Regions from separate parts of the Homo sapiens genome. Here region 1 is linked to region 2. A link is a contact called in ENCODE Hi-C or POLR2A ChIA-PET data. All regions are on one chromosome and are shown on one strand. The core of a region is the stretch at or near the end of the contact, and the rest is flanking DNA. Distances in the headings are between cores, read along the strand shown. Region 1 holds the start of ARRB2 (arrestin beta 2). Region 2 overlaps SMTNL2 (smoothelin like 2).

Region 1 (6,260 bases), core at 3,682-6,181, 120 kb before region 2:
GTGTGTGTTTGCATCCTCAGGGAGGACTCAGCCCAACCAGCCAGGTGTGTGTGTATGTGTGTATGTGTGTGTGTGTCTGTGTGTGTGTGTGTTTGGATCCTCGGGGAGAACTCAGCCCAACCAGCCAGCTAGAGAGCAGCTGCCACCCTCACTAGGTCCCCTCAAGGGGCTCTAGGATAAATAGGCCATAGCCCGGGGGCTGTTAGGTTTTCCCAGCCCCACGCACCTTGGGTTGGCTCCTAGGAGGGCTACAGGCACATGGCTTGCTTTTGGCCTCCTCCTCTGTGGTCTTGCTTGGGGACCCAAGCCTGCCCCACCCAGCCCTGTGGCTGGCTCAGGCTGAGCAGCCTCTGCGGCAAGGGGCTTCAGGAGGGAAGGAAGTCGGCGCTTAGCTGTCACAGGAAGTGGGGAGCTAGGGGTTGGGGATCATCTTTGGGTAGGTTGGGGATCGTCTAGGGGAAGGCTGGGCTTTGTTGGGGCCCAGGGAGGGTCAAAAGGGTAAGTGCTGTGGAGACTCACCTTGCAGTTAGGGCTCGACTTCTTGAAGACCCTAACAAAACAGAAAGGGAAACCCCACTGCCTCCCTCAGACTCAGCAGGGACCCCACACCAGGACCCTCTCCCTCCCAGGCCTGAGAAGCAGTGCTCACCCAGGCCTCCTGCCTGAGGCTGTGGGGCTTTGCCCAGCTCTGCCCCTTTCCCCTTCTTCCCGGAAGGTCCTTCCTATTTCTAACGTGGTGGCAAGGGGAACCCTTCTTCCCGGAAGGTCCTTCCTATTTCTAACGTGGTGGCAAGGGGAACCCTTCTTCCCGGAAGGTCCTTCCTATTTCTAACGTGGTGGCAAGGGGAACCCTTCTTCCCGGAAGGTCCTTCCTATTTCTAACGTGGTGGCAAGGGGAACCCTTCTTCCCGGAAGGTCCTTCCTATTTCTAACGTGGTGGCAAGGGGAACCCTTCTTCCCGGAAGGTCCTTCCTATTTCTAACGTGGTGGCAAGGGGAAATGCCCCTTGTCTTGTCCACCCTCATTCGTCCCCTTCCCTCCCCAGTAATGGCCACTGGTTGCCCTAGGAACCACCCAGGCTCTTCCCAGAGGACCCGAATGGGCAGGTAGCCACAGTGTCTGGATAAGACCTAACCATCTTTCCATCTGGTCTACAGCTCTGACAGCTGGAGCATATAGGAGAGCAATGACCCTGGCCTTTGGCCCTCAGATAGTTTCTACCACAGGCCCTACCCAAGTTCGACTCTACTCACCTCCAACTGTCCCCAACTCCGACCTCAAGAGCTTAAAAGCCTATTTGTCTTTTAAGGCCCAGCCTTTAGGAAGCTGACCCAGCCCAGACCCTGGTCGCTCCTTGTTTTGGGTTCCTGTCACACCTTGTTTATGTTTTACTTGTGGTGTGGTAGCACACAAGGATAGTTAGCTCCCTCCCTCCTCAGACTGTGAGCCTCAGAGGCCTTATTAATTTAGGCATCTCCAGCACAATGCCAGCCATATCATGAAGATGGTAATGCTGCTAACATTTCAGAGTGACTACTCCATGCCCAGCACTGTTCCAAGTGTTTCAAATGTGTCATCTCTTGTAATACTCTGTTTTTTGAGACAGAGTCTCACTCTGTTGCCCAGGCTGGAGTGCAGTGGTGCGATCTCAGCTCACTGCAACCTCCGCCTCCCAGGTTTAAGTGATTCTCCTGCTTCAGCCTCCTGAGTAGCTGGGATTACAGGAGTGAGCCACCATGCCCGGCTATGTTTTGTATTTTTTTTTTTTTTTTGGAGATGGAGTCTCACTCTATCACCAAGGCTGGAGTAGAGTGGCACGCTGTCAGCTCACTGCAACCTCCACCTCCTGGGTTCAAGCGATTCTCATGCCTCAGCTTCCTGAGTAGCTGGGATTAGAGGTGCCTGCCATCATGCCTGGCTAATTTTTTTTTTGAAACGGAGTCTCACTCTGTCGCCCAGGCTGGAGTGCAGTGGTGCGATCTCGGCTCACTGCGACCTCTGCCTCCCGGGTTCACGCCATTCTCCTGCCTCAGCCTCCCGAGTAGCTGGGACTACAGGCACCCACCACCACGCCCGGCGAATTTTGGTATTTTTAGTAGAGATGGGGTTTCACTGTGTTAGTCAGGATGGTCTCAATCTCCCGACCTCGTGATCCACCTGTCTCAGCCTCCCAAAGTGCTGGGATTACAGGCGTGAGCCACCACGCCCGGCCGCTAATTTTTATATTTTTAGTATAGATGGGGTTTCCCCATGTTGGCCAGGCTGATCTCAAACTCCTGACCTCTAGTGATCCGCCCGCCTCAGCCTCCCAGAAGGCTGGGATTACAGGCTTGAGTCACTGTGTCTGGCCTGTATTTTGTATTTTTTTAGTAGAGACGAGGTTTCCCCATGTTAGCCAGGCTGATCTCCAACTTCTGACCTCAGGTGATCCACCCGCCTCAGCCTCCCAAAGTGCTGGGATTACAGGCGTGAGCCACCGTGCCCGGCCTTAGGTTGCAGTGAGCTGAGATTGAGCCACTGCACTCCAGCCTGGGTGACAGAGCAAGACTTTGTCTCAAAAAATAAATAAATAAATAAATTAATTAAATTAAATAAAACCACCCAGTGATGGAGCTCCTAATATCTCTGTTTTACAGGTGAGGAAACTGAGGCAGAGAGAGGTCAAGTGTTTCAAGGTCACAGAGGGAGTAAATGGTGGGAATTAATAGAAACCAAGGCAGTCTGGCTCCGAGTCCATCCTCTCGATCAATATTACACTATCTGTCTCTGCAGTTGGCATAAATAGTTTGTTGAATTGAAGGTTATTTGCTTTCCAGTTGCTGAAACAATTTAAGCCTGGACTCCACCCATTGCTGGGAGGGTAAGGAAGTGTTTGGCAACCCCAGTGATCTGGCCAATTGTGGGCCTGTTCTTTGAAGCACCACCTTACTCCTTCCAATCCACTCTGCCTCAGCAGTGATCCCTGGAAAGGATCCTCAGATAGATAGCAGAAACGTGAAATCCTGCCAACTAGCCCATCCCTCTTCCAAGTCTACCACCCCATTCCCAGAGGACCCCAATGGGCAGGTTACCACAGTGTCTGGGTAAGACCTAACCATCTTTCCATCTGGTCTCCAGCTCTGACAGCTGGAGCATATAGGAGAGCAATGACCCTGGCCTTTGGCCCTACATGGTTTCTACCATAGGCCCAGTTTCTGCTACAACTTCACTTGCCCCTTCTTCCCAGAAAGCCAAGCTGTCCAAAGGTTGTAAGGCAAAGGGTATGGAGGGCCCCAGGTATTCCTAACCAATAAAAGAGAATACACATCGATATGGTAGCCGCTAGAATAAACACCCTATCTTTCATCCCAACTTGGGAGCTGAGTGCCGTGGCATCATCCAGGCTCTCCCTCCCCTTTGCTTCTGGTTTTCCTCTTTGTCCCAGGGTGTCCTCCCATTAGGAGCCCTGGCACAGGGCTGTGACAGCCACAATCAGTGGGCCAACTGGAGTGTGGTTCTGGGGCAATTGCCCTGGAGCAGCTGCAAGGCACTTGCCCTTTGGATCCTAACCCAGCCACCTCCTGCCAGGCTGGGGAGGAGCAGCGTGCATATACTAGGCTGGCCAAGGAGGCAGAGTGTGGGGATGACCAGGGAGGTGCCCAGTGGGAGCAGGGGTAGCTGAAGCAGATGTCCTTTCACACTTCCTGCTATTCGCTCCATTTCCTGTGGCCCAGAATTTCATGGGGGTGAGGGAAATTGTGCCAAGTTAGCAGTCTCCTTTGGTCCATCCGTCCCACTCCCTGAACCACATGACGGAAATCAGGGGCCTCCCACAAGTCAGCAACTTCCCCTTTCTCTGGGATGTTTAAACCCTGATCCAGGAGACGGATCATCTCTCTGATGATCTCTTTCTGATGCTCGTCTACTTGATGCTCAGAAACCCGGGTTCTCATACTCTATAGGTTGGAAGTGGGGTTGATATGATGTTTTGCAGAGCAAGCCAGAGCTCAGGACCAATTCCCTATTCCTGATACCCTCTGAGTTGAGGCCTACAGCCCCAACCTTTTCGTCTTTTGCTCCCGCTCCCCTGCGACTCAGGCATCCACCCCTTGCCCCTTGGGGGTGTTGAGTCACAACAGGAAGTGGATTTTGCTAGAGACCAAAAAAGAGAACTCGGGGTATCAGTGGAAGGAAAGAGCCTCGATTGCACAGAAAACATCCGGGGAGTGGACGCGCGCCCAGGGTGAATACTGCCTCCCCCACCCCCAGAGAGAGGGATACGATCTAGTTTCAGGGAGGGTCGCCACGCACTCGGCTCCCCCAAGATGAAGCTGTTGCTCCTGGCAACCCAAGGGAAGGTAGAAGTTTGGGTGAGGAGCCACCCGGCCCTCGGGACAGGTGTGGGCAGCGCGACTACCTGGGGGATATTGGATAGGAGGCTTTCCATTGGCTTGGCGCGAGTCTGGAGTGGATCCCCCCCGTCCCGGCATCCAGCCTCCCCGTACACGACCCCTCGGGGCCAGCCACCTGCTCCTCCTTCCTCCATCCCTGCATCGCAGCCTGCACGGGAGAGCCCAGTAGTCTGGCCCCACATCCCTGCGAGAACCCCGACACCGGTTTTTCTGATCCCCCTCAGGCCTCGCTTTCTGCAGGGGCCCGGGCATTTCCCCCCCACCCTCATTATCCTCGAGGACCTGCGCGTGCGGCCCCGGATGGCTGTCCCTAGGGACCCAGGCGTCCGGCCCCCAGATCCTCTCCGCTGCGCCCTCGTCTGGGACCGTCCCAGCCCCCGCCCCGAGCCGCCGCCCATGCCCCGCCGCGTGGCCCCACCTCCCTTACCTGGTCCCGGGTTTCTCCCCCATGGTGCGCGCGCCCGCCGCCCGCTCGGTTCGCGGCTCGCTCGCAGCCTCCTCGCCCGCTGCCAAGATCCCTGCTCCTCCCCGCGCCAATGCGCACGCGCGCCCTCCGCGCTCTCGCCTCTTCCCCCTCCCTCCCGGCCCCGCTCTGGTCTTGGGGAACCGGGGCCAGATGCGTCAGCCGGATCGCGCGCGCCGCGGCGCTGCCCGCCCTCTCCTAGCAGACACGCGGGGCCATTGGCTCCGCCCCCAGCCCTTCGCGCTCCTTCCCAGCCTGGTAGCCCTCCCCCGCGCGCGGGGCCAGCTCCCACTCCTCCCGCCCATCTCCCCGCCCCGCTGCAACCCCTTGAAACCGATTGGACCCCCCTAAACCAAGGCGCCCGCCTTCCAGGGGATCTAAGTCTTTCGATTGGCCTTCGGCATCCAGAACCTGCAGGGGTCTCCTCCCCTTTGTTTGCTTTCTCAGTGGCGGTGGGGGCGACCGGGCTGCTGGGGGCGGTGGAATGAGCTGAAGCGCCGTCTGGGAAGGAGGATGGTGGGGGGGAACACGTGGGTGAGCGGTTCAATTGCGTGATGCTTGCTTCAGTGCGCGCCGCTCACCTGCTCCACTCGGAGCGTGCCGCCTTCTGTGGCCAGCCCTCCCGCTTCTTCACTGCAGCGTGTCAGCTCCTCCTGGTGTTTGCATTTGATCTTCGCAGGGTTCCCTTTTCCAATGTCTCTGACTATCCATCTCCTTCACCCACCCATCCCAGCTAACATCCACTCACTCACCCGCTCCCATCCATCGGTCCATCTATGGACCCATCCATCCGTGCCTATGTTATGCTATTCACTATGCCAATCGATGGGGACACATACGAATTACCATGGCCCCTGCCTTCCTAGAATAGTTGAGGAGACACATACACAGGTATTACCCAGGAATGCTATTACAGAGGTCTGAGTCAGAAGACACAGCCGCTAACAGCAATTGGCCCGGGCGGGGGTGGAGGGAGTGCAGGCTGTCCAGAGCGGGGAACAGATGAGGACAGTCTTTCTGAAGGATGCGCAGAAGTTTTTTTTCTTTTTCTTGTTTTTTTTTTTTTTTTTGAGACAGAGTCTCACTCTGTCGCCGAGGCTGGAGTGCAGTGGTGAGAGGTGACAGCGTGCTGGCAGCTCTCACTCACTCTCGGCGCCTCCTCGGCCTTGGAACCCACTCTGGCCGCGCTTGAGGAGCCCTTCAGCCCGCCACTGCACTGTGGGAGTTCCTTTCTGGGCTGTCCAAGGCCGGAGCCGGTTCCCTCAGCTTGCGGGGAGGTGTGGAGGGAGAGGCGCGGGCGGGAACCCGGGCTGCGCGCGGTGCTTGCGGGCCAGCGCGAGTTCCGGGTGGGCGTGGGCTCGGCGGCTCCGCACTCGGAGTGGCCGGCCAGCCCCGGGCAGTGAGGG
Region 2 (6,849 bases), core at 3,649-6,148:
CATGAGGGGAGGCCTCTTCCCAGGCTCTGAGCAAACTCCCCCGACCCCCCGGCACAGGCCTGCGGTGGACGCCCCTCCCCACGCCCTCGAGTCAGCAGAAAAGCAAGAACTCATCTCAGCGGCTTCATCAGACCCATCCTCCCTGCCCCCTCCACAGCTGGAGCAGGCCCAGGCCACCGGGAGGCGGGGCCCACGTTTTTACCCTGCTGTGTGCTCCGGGAAGGCAGAAGGCAAAACCTGGACCAGCCTCCGCCGCTGCCTCCCCATCACCCCACCAAGCTGGGAATAGAAGAAACATCTGTTTGGAGTCTAGAAGCTCCCTGAACTCAAACCTCGTGCTGGGGAAGCACAGCCCGGAATCGCTCTGGTTCTGGCTGCCAAGGGGAGCTGTGTTCCCTGCAGGCTGGGGCATGGGGCCACCACCCCATGGCCCGGGGCATCCCTCTCCCTGCCACAGCCTAGCCTGGTCTAGGGCAGAGGGTGACCAAGGTGACCAGGGCATAAGCGGGCATCACTGGACTTAGACAAGGAAGAATCCTGCAAGACAGTGTCGCCTCACCCTGGGGTGGGTGTGGGGGTGACCTCGCCGCTGGAGTGGGTGCTGGAGTGACCTTGCCGCTGGGGTGGGTGCTGGGGTATCCACCCCGATACCCTGACCCTGTGTCCTCTGACAGTCTGATTGACGGTTGCCACGTCTGGGCTTCGGCAGCTGGGCCCCATCCTCATGAGCTGCCCGCTCCCTGCACCACCCATTCCCCTTGGCTCCACCACACCATCGTCTGGATCCAGTTGCACAACACGCTCGTCCAGAGCTGTTTCTGCAATTAGGATGACAGCTAACCCCAAGCAGCCAAGACAGAAAGGCTTTTAAAGTATACAAGGAGTTCTTGTGACCCCAGGGGGCTGAGTCCAAGCGCGTCATCCAAGGCAACATAACAGGGCTGATACCGATATTCCAAAAACTCAGGCTAAGGAGCTCAGAGCCAGTCTCGATTCTGCCCTCGGAGAGAGAGTTGCTGCCCCAGAGAGGGGCAGCTATCTCAGGTCAAAGCGAGACTTACAATACCAAGTGCAGGTTACAAGACCCTCTGGCTCTGATTCTTTCCCTGGCCAGGCTCAGGGGCCGGGGTGGTGGGCCAGGGCCGGGGCTGGGGCCGGGGCCAGGTGGTTGGTGGTTGGGCTGGGAAAGGAATGAGGAAGGCAGGTGAGGCCTGGGGTGAGGCTCCTTTAACCCAACAAGCCCATGAGGACCACTTTTTTTTTTTTTTTAGAGATGGCGTCTCACTCTGCCACCCAGGCTGGAGTACAGTGGTGCGATCTCAGCTCACTGCAACCTCTTTCTCTTGGGTTCTAACAATTCTCCTGCCTCAGCCTCCTGAGTAGCTGGGACTCCAGGCGCCTGCCACCATGCCTGGCTAATTTTTTGTATTTTAGTAGAGACAGGGTTTCGCCGTGTTGCCCAAGCTGGTCTCGAACTCCTGAGCTCAGGCAATCCACCCGCCTTGGCCTCCCAAAGTGCTAGGATTACAGGTGGGAGCCACCGTGCCCGGCCAAGGACCACTCTTAAATGTGGGCACTGAGGACTCAGACCAGAAACAAACAAGGTCGGTTGTAGACCGACGTCAGAGGCTGACAACACAAGGCACAAAGGCAGGGAGAGAATAACAAACGCGCCCTCCAGAAGACTCGGCTTTGGGGACGGCCTTACTTCTCTCTGAGCTTCAGAGAGCTTAGCATTGGGCAGCCCCGAACACCACTCATCTGTGCCCTGCTCCCTGCCCTGGGGGCCAGGATGAACCACAGCCCTGGCCCTCTGTCTTCAGATTGGGTTCAGTCACCATGAGGCCCTGGCGTGAGGCAGGAGGGGAATGAGGTTGGGACACTTATCCACAGCTCCCTCCCTGCCAGGTCGCAGCGAGCTGACTGCAACCATTTGCCCAAAGCGCAGCTCTTATCAGACAGTCCTCCGCACCCAGGCCACGGGCTGAGATCCGCCACACTGCTGTTATCCCGAGGCTGCTGCATGAGGCCTGACCCACGACCTCATTCCTGCCCACGCCTTTGTAAAGGGTCCCTTTATTAAACTCTCCTCGCCCAGTTCTTGACTGTGCCCCCGTCCGCCGCTGGAGCCCTGGCAGACAGACCTGACTTTGCCAACTCTCCTGAGGCCCTCGGCCAAAAACCAAATCCCGAACTGGCTTTCCAGGTGCCTCCTGACCCCAGAGCCACCCCCAAATCTTCACCCTAGAGGTGGGACCTAAGAAGCTAGGCAATTTCACAATAAATGCCAGAACACCATTTCGGGAAGGAAAATCTTATTGGAAGCAAAAATCTCCTTTTAAGTGGCCCAGGTCATATCCAGTTCCTTGCTAACTGGCAGCTGTGGCTCATGCAAGCAACGGCATCTCTCCATCAGTCCAGAGAGGACAGATTCAGAGCTTTGGGGGACCCTGTCCTGCTGCCCTTCATGCCTGGTCTGTGGCTGGTCTCCCAGAGTGCACCTCAGAAGCTGGGCACCTAGCAAAAAGGGCAGGTCCCCAGGAACGGAGTCCCCCTCCACCACTGAGTGCTGTGTGACTCTGGGAAAATCCCTCTCCAGGCCTCAGTCTTCCCATCTGCACAAGAGGTACACAGACCACATGGCCCCAGGGTCCTTCAGCTTTGCAGACAGCGGCCCGACATCCCACTCGCCCCCATGCCCCACCTGGGGAAGAAGTTGGGCTCAGGGACTGGGCTGGGGCTGGTAGCCAGCAGGAGCCACCATACTCACTCGGCCATGGTGAAAGCCAGCTCGAAGTTCTTCTGCCTCTGCGTGGGGCTCAGGGAGTTGTAGTCAAAGGCATCGGGGAAGAAGGAGTGTACCAGGGCGCAGAAGGCCATGCCGTCGCTCCAGCTGGAGGAGAAGTTCTGCAGGTCCACGTGCTGCAACAGGGTGAGTGGGGTCAGTGCGGGAGGGCAGCTGGGCACCCACTCGGAAGGCATAATTACCGTGGTTCCTACCCCTTAACCCCAGCCTCAGCGGGCTCCTGCCCAGGCGGGAGAACAAGGACAGGGGCGACGCTTGGTCAAGCTTTTAGCTGGGGCGTCCCAGCAGCCGGAGGGGAGCCGGGGCTCACCTGGTAGCCCAGCGTCTTGCTGCGGCACCACTCGAGCAGGATCTGCTTGATGCTGCTGGCGCTGGCCACGCCGAAGCTCTGCGACCGCTTCAGCCTGGCCCGGGCCTCGCCTTTCCCCCTGCGGAGAGACGGCAGGCCTGCTGCGGGGGCCCCTCCAGCTGCCATCTCCCAGTGCGGGTCTGGGGCAGGGGAGGCTGTCCTGGCACCACCAAGGAGGGTGCTCCCACCTGCTCTGCTCACCCAGGGGAGATGCTGGTGGCACACGTGGGCTCAGCTGTGCCCACGTCCACGGCACAGCCCATGTACCAGCGACACAGCCTCCTTTGATGGTATGTGGCAGGACCGTCCACACCCCTACAGCCCTCCAGGTCCCCTGTTTATTCCCCATCCAGGAAGCAGGGGTCACCTGGGAATCCTGAGACAGAAGACCTTGGCTCACATGGCCCTGGGCCCCTGCCTTCTGCTTTGGAACACCTTTCCCAGCTCCTTCCTCCCACTCCTCCTTCTGAGCTCCCCTCTTAATGGGGTGCCTCCTTCCCTGATGGCTCTTTCCTAGCCAGGAGGGATGAGTTCCTCTTCTGGGCCCCAAGGACAGTCCCTAATGGCCTAGGCCAGGTTGTTTGGGGCCAGTGGGGAGATGTCCGGGGTCGGTCCCCCTCACTAGAGTCGAGCAGGGACTGGCTGTCGTCTTCATTATCCCACAAGGCCTGGGCCACACCCTGCACACAGCAGGCATCAATACCACGCTTGGGCCACACTCTGCACACAGCAGGCATCAATACCACGCTTGGGCCACACCCTGCACACAGCAGGCATCAATACCACGCTTGGGCCACACCCTGCACACAGCAGACATCAATACCACGCTTGGGCCACACCCTGCACACAGCAGGCATCAATACCACGCGTGGGCCACACCCTGCACACAGCAGACATCAATACCACGCTTGGGCCACACCCTGCACACAGCAGGCATCAATACCACGCGTGGGCCACACCCTGCACACAGCAGACATCAATACCACGCTTGGGCCACACCCTGCACACAGCAGACATCAATACCACGCTTGGGCCACACTCTGCACACAGCAGGCATCAATACCATGCACTGACACGAGGACTGGCTGAATATGCAAAGGTGGGCTGGAGCCTGAGGAGCCGTCGCTCGAGACCTAGTAGCAGGCTGGAGGCCACTCGGCCCCGTGGCATCACCTTCGGTCCTTGGGCAAGACCAACCCCATGCTGGGGCTCCCAGCTCTGGCCAGGAATCCCAGTCCCCATCCAGTCCCCGGTCATGCCCAGAAACCAGAGGAGCCACAACCCCTGGGGAATGTGGGTGTGAGGGCAGCCTGGCGGCACCAGAGACAGGACAGGGGGCCTCGGGAATGGAGGAGGAGAGAGGGGCTCTCACCAAGCCTTCCTGGCTCCCTGCCTCACAGCCATCTCCCCCAACAACTGGGGTCCTCTGTCCCCCCAAGCTGCCCTGTGGCCCAGCCCTAACTTTGTGCCTTGCCCAAGAGATCTTGTCCTGGGCAACAGCGCCCTGGGGAACAGGACAGGGCTGAACCTTGCCCTGCTGCACCCACCCAAGCCCCGTCTGGGTCTGGGCACACCGTGGGGCCGGGCCTGTCTGTGAGTGGGCATCCGTACTTGCCGGCCGCCGTTTCCTGCTCCCACTTCTCAAACAATGCTTTCCGGGCCTGCGCCTCCGAGGTGCGGGGCAGCGTCTGCGACCTCACCAGCTCCCTGCGACGCTCCCCCTGCCGATGGACCTGAGTTATGGCTGGCGGCTGCGGGGACACGGGCGACTGGGGTGGTGTCACCAGCGGTGGGCTGAGGAAAGAATCGCCGAGTTGGGACCTGGGCCCAGCAGCCATCACTAGCTCACCAGGCCCCAAGGTCTCCATTGCACTGAGTGTGGACAAGGCAGCCTGCACCGTGATGGGCGCTCAGAGAAGAGGCCCCCTTGCTCCGGTCCCTAGCTGGTTTGACAGGTTTTCTGAATTGTGCTGGCTGGAGGGACTGGCCAATAGGCTCAACTCAGGAGACGCTGGGCCCGATCTGGACATAACCACCCCTTTGCAGGTGTCAATGCCTGGGGAGGACAGAGGGACCCCCTCCTCAGGCAGGAGGTGTGCTCAGAACCAGCCCCGGAGGGACCAGGCCTCCTGCCTCCACCACCATGCGATAAGACCCCCTTTGTTTTCCCCAGAACGGTTTGCCAGAAAGTCACAATTCTCCTTTTATTATTAAAGAAAAAAAAAAAAGCCAAGCCTGCTACCCTACCCCCATCCCCAATCACAGTCCCGCTGGCTGGCTGGGGGGAGGCCTGTGCCACAGGGAAGGACCTGCTCACCTGCCCCTGCTCGCAGCCCGTGGGCAGGAAGTTCCGGGCTCTGAGGGACCCCAGCTGGCTGGGATGGAAGAAGACAAAGCTCCTGTCCTCTCCCTCCTGCCGGCTGAGAGGCCTCCTCCAATATTTTTTTGTTTTTTATTCATTTATTTATTTATTTATTTATTTATTTTTTGTAGATAGAGTCTCACTCTGTTACCTAGGCTGGAGAGCAGTGGCACCATCTTGGCTCACTGCAAACTCCGCTTCCCGAGTTCAAGCGATTCTCCTGCCTCAGCGTCCCAAGTAGCTGGGATTACAGGCACCCACCACCATGCCCAGCTAATTTTTGTATTTTTAGTGGAGACAGCGTTTTGCCATGTTGGCCAGTCTGGTCTCGAACTCTTGACCTCAGGTGATCCACCCACCTCAACCTCCCAAAGTGCTGGGATTACAGGTGTGAGCCACCGCGCCCGGCCACTCCTCCAATCTTTTGACTGACTTGAAGGTCCCACAAAGAAACCAGGCTGTGACCATATTTCTCCAAATGAAACTCTCCACCGAGGCCCACTGCCTCACTCCCCCTGCTCAGACCTTCCCCCCATCCTGCCGCCCAGTGCTCCCGAGATCCAGCCCCGAGCCTTACCAGGAGGCACCAACCCCAGGGCCAACCCTGGGCGGCCTGCGTCCAAAGCAGAGAAGACACCTGGGGCGCAGCGACCCCACAGGAACACAGGCCCTGACTCACCTATTGCTGTGTTTGCTTGCTGTCACTGCCCCATAGCCAGAGCTTGGCACAGACCACGTGAAAGAGGAATTCTTCTCTGTGGAAGAGAGAGGGAGAGAAGTAACAAACCCTGGCCCCAGGGAGGGCCCGCCATAGCCTCCCTTCCTCTGACCCAGCCCTGCCTCATTTACCCGGCATCGCTGCATGGATGAGCTAACCTTCTGGGCTAAGCTGGCCCTGCCTCAGCAGACAGTGGAGGAGAAAGGAGGATGGGCACACACAGCAACAACATCAAAGAGGTCTTTTCAACTGTCCCCGCCCTGCTCTTGAGAGCACAGAGCCCAGGGCCCGTGCCATGTATCCAGTGAACACTGCTCCCAAACCCTCCCTATAGAGGCCCACACGGCTTCCCCCAGGACATACCACGGAGGACTGGCCACAGGCCCAAGTCAGGCCTGGGGCCTTGAGGGAGGGGACAGTGCCCAACGTGCAGGGCAAGAGGCCACCTTCCAACTGTAATAAAAGCCACGGTCGCCCCCACCAGGGGATGACGCTATTTCACAGCATCTCTGGGCAGTAGCCCGGGAGGATGGGCTAAGGGAAGGGGCTGACATGGCAGGCAGAGGCAGGGCTGGGCTTAGCCCCTCGTTTTCCATGTCACCCACCGACTCCCT

Evidence for each region. A loop is a pair of places that touch in the nucleus more often than their neighbours do. ChIA-PET counts read pairs that join two places held with the same protein, here RNA polymerase II (POLR2A). Pooled maps may share reads with other maps.
Region 1: a pooled map shows a loop between it and region 2 (2.4-fold over the local background). The contact joins the promoter of ARRB2 here to the enhancer-like site in region 2. A Hi-C loop is called at or near these places in 2 of 50 pooled maps. POLR2A ChIA-PET finds 5 or more read pairs at or near these places in 2 of 52 experiments (T-cell and activated naive CD4-positive, alpha-beta T cell).

Annotation. Positions count from the first base shown.
Region 1 is chr17:4,709,303-4,715,562 of GRCh38, reverse strand. ARRB2 (arrestin beta 2) reads right to left here and starts at 4,931. Exons shown (of 15, transcript NM_004313.4): 1 at 4,819-4,931; 2 at 520-550. The coding sequence starts at 4,841. RefSeq lists enhancers at 432-501, 5,144-5,313 and a silencer at 4,685-5,214.
Region 2 is chr17:4,593,245-4,600,093 of GRCh38, reverse strand. SMTNL2 (smoothelin like 2) reads right to left here. Exons shown (of 8, transcript NM_001114974.2): 4 at 6,197-6,272; 5 at 4,767-4,949; 6 at 3,117-3,234; 7 at 2,771-2,922. Among named protein-coding and RNA genes, the nearest start is that of SMTNL2, 12 kb to the right of the region's middle. RefSeq lists enhancers at 1-523, 524-1,416, 6,647-6,849. Within about 2 kb of position 4,898, at least 2 of the 41 ENCODE cell types and tissues checked have a DNase peak (open chromatin) inside an H3K27ac peak, as active enhancers do.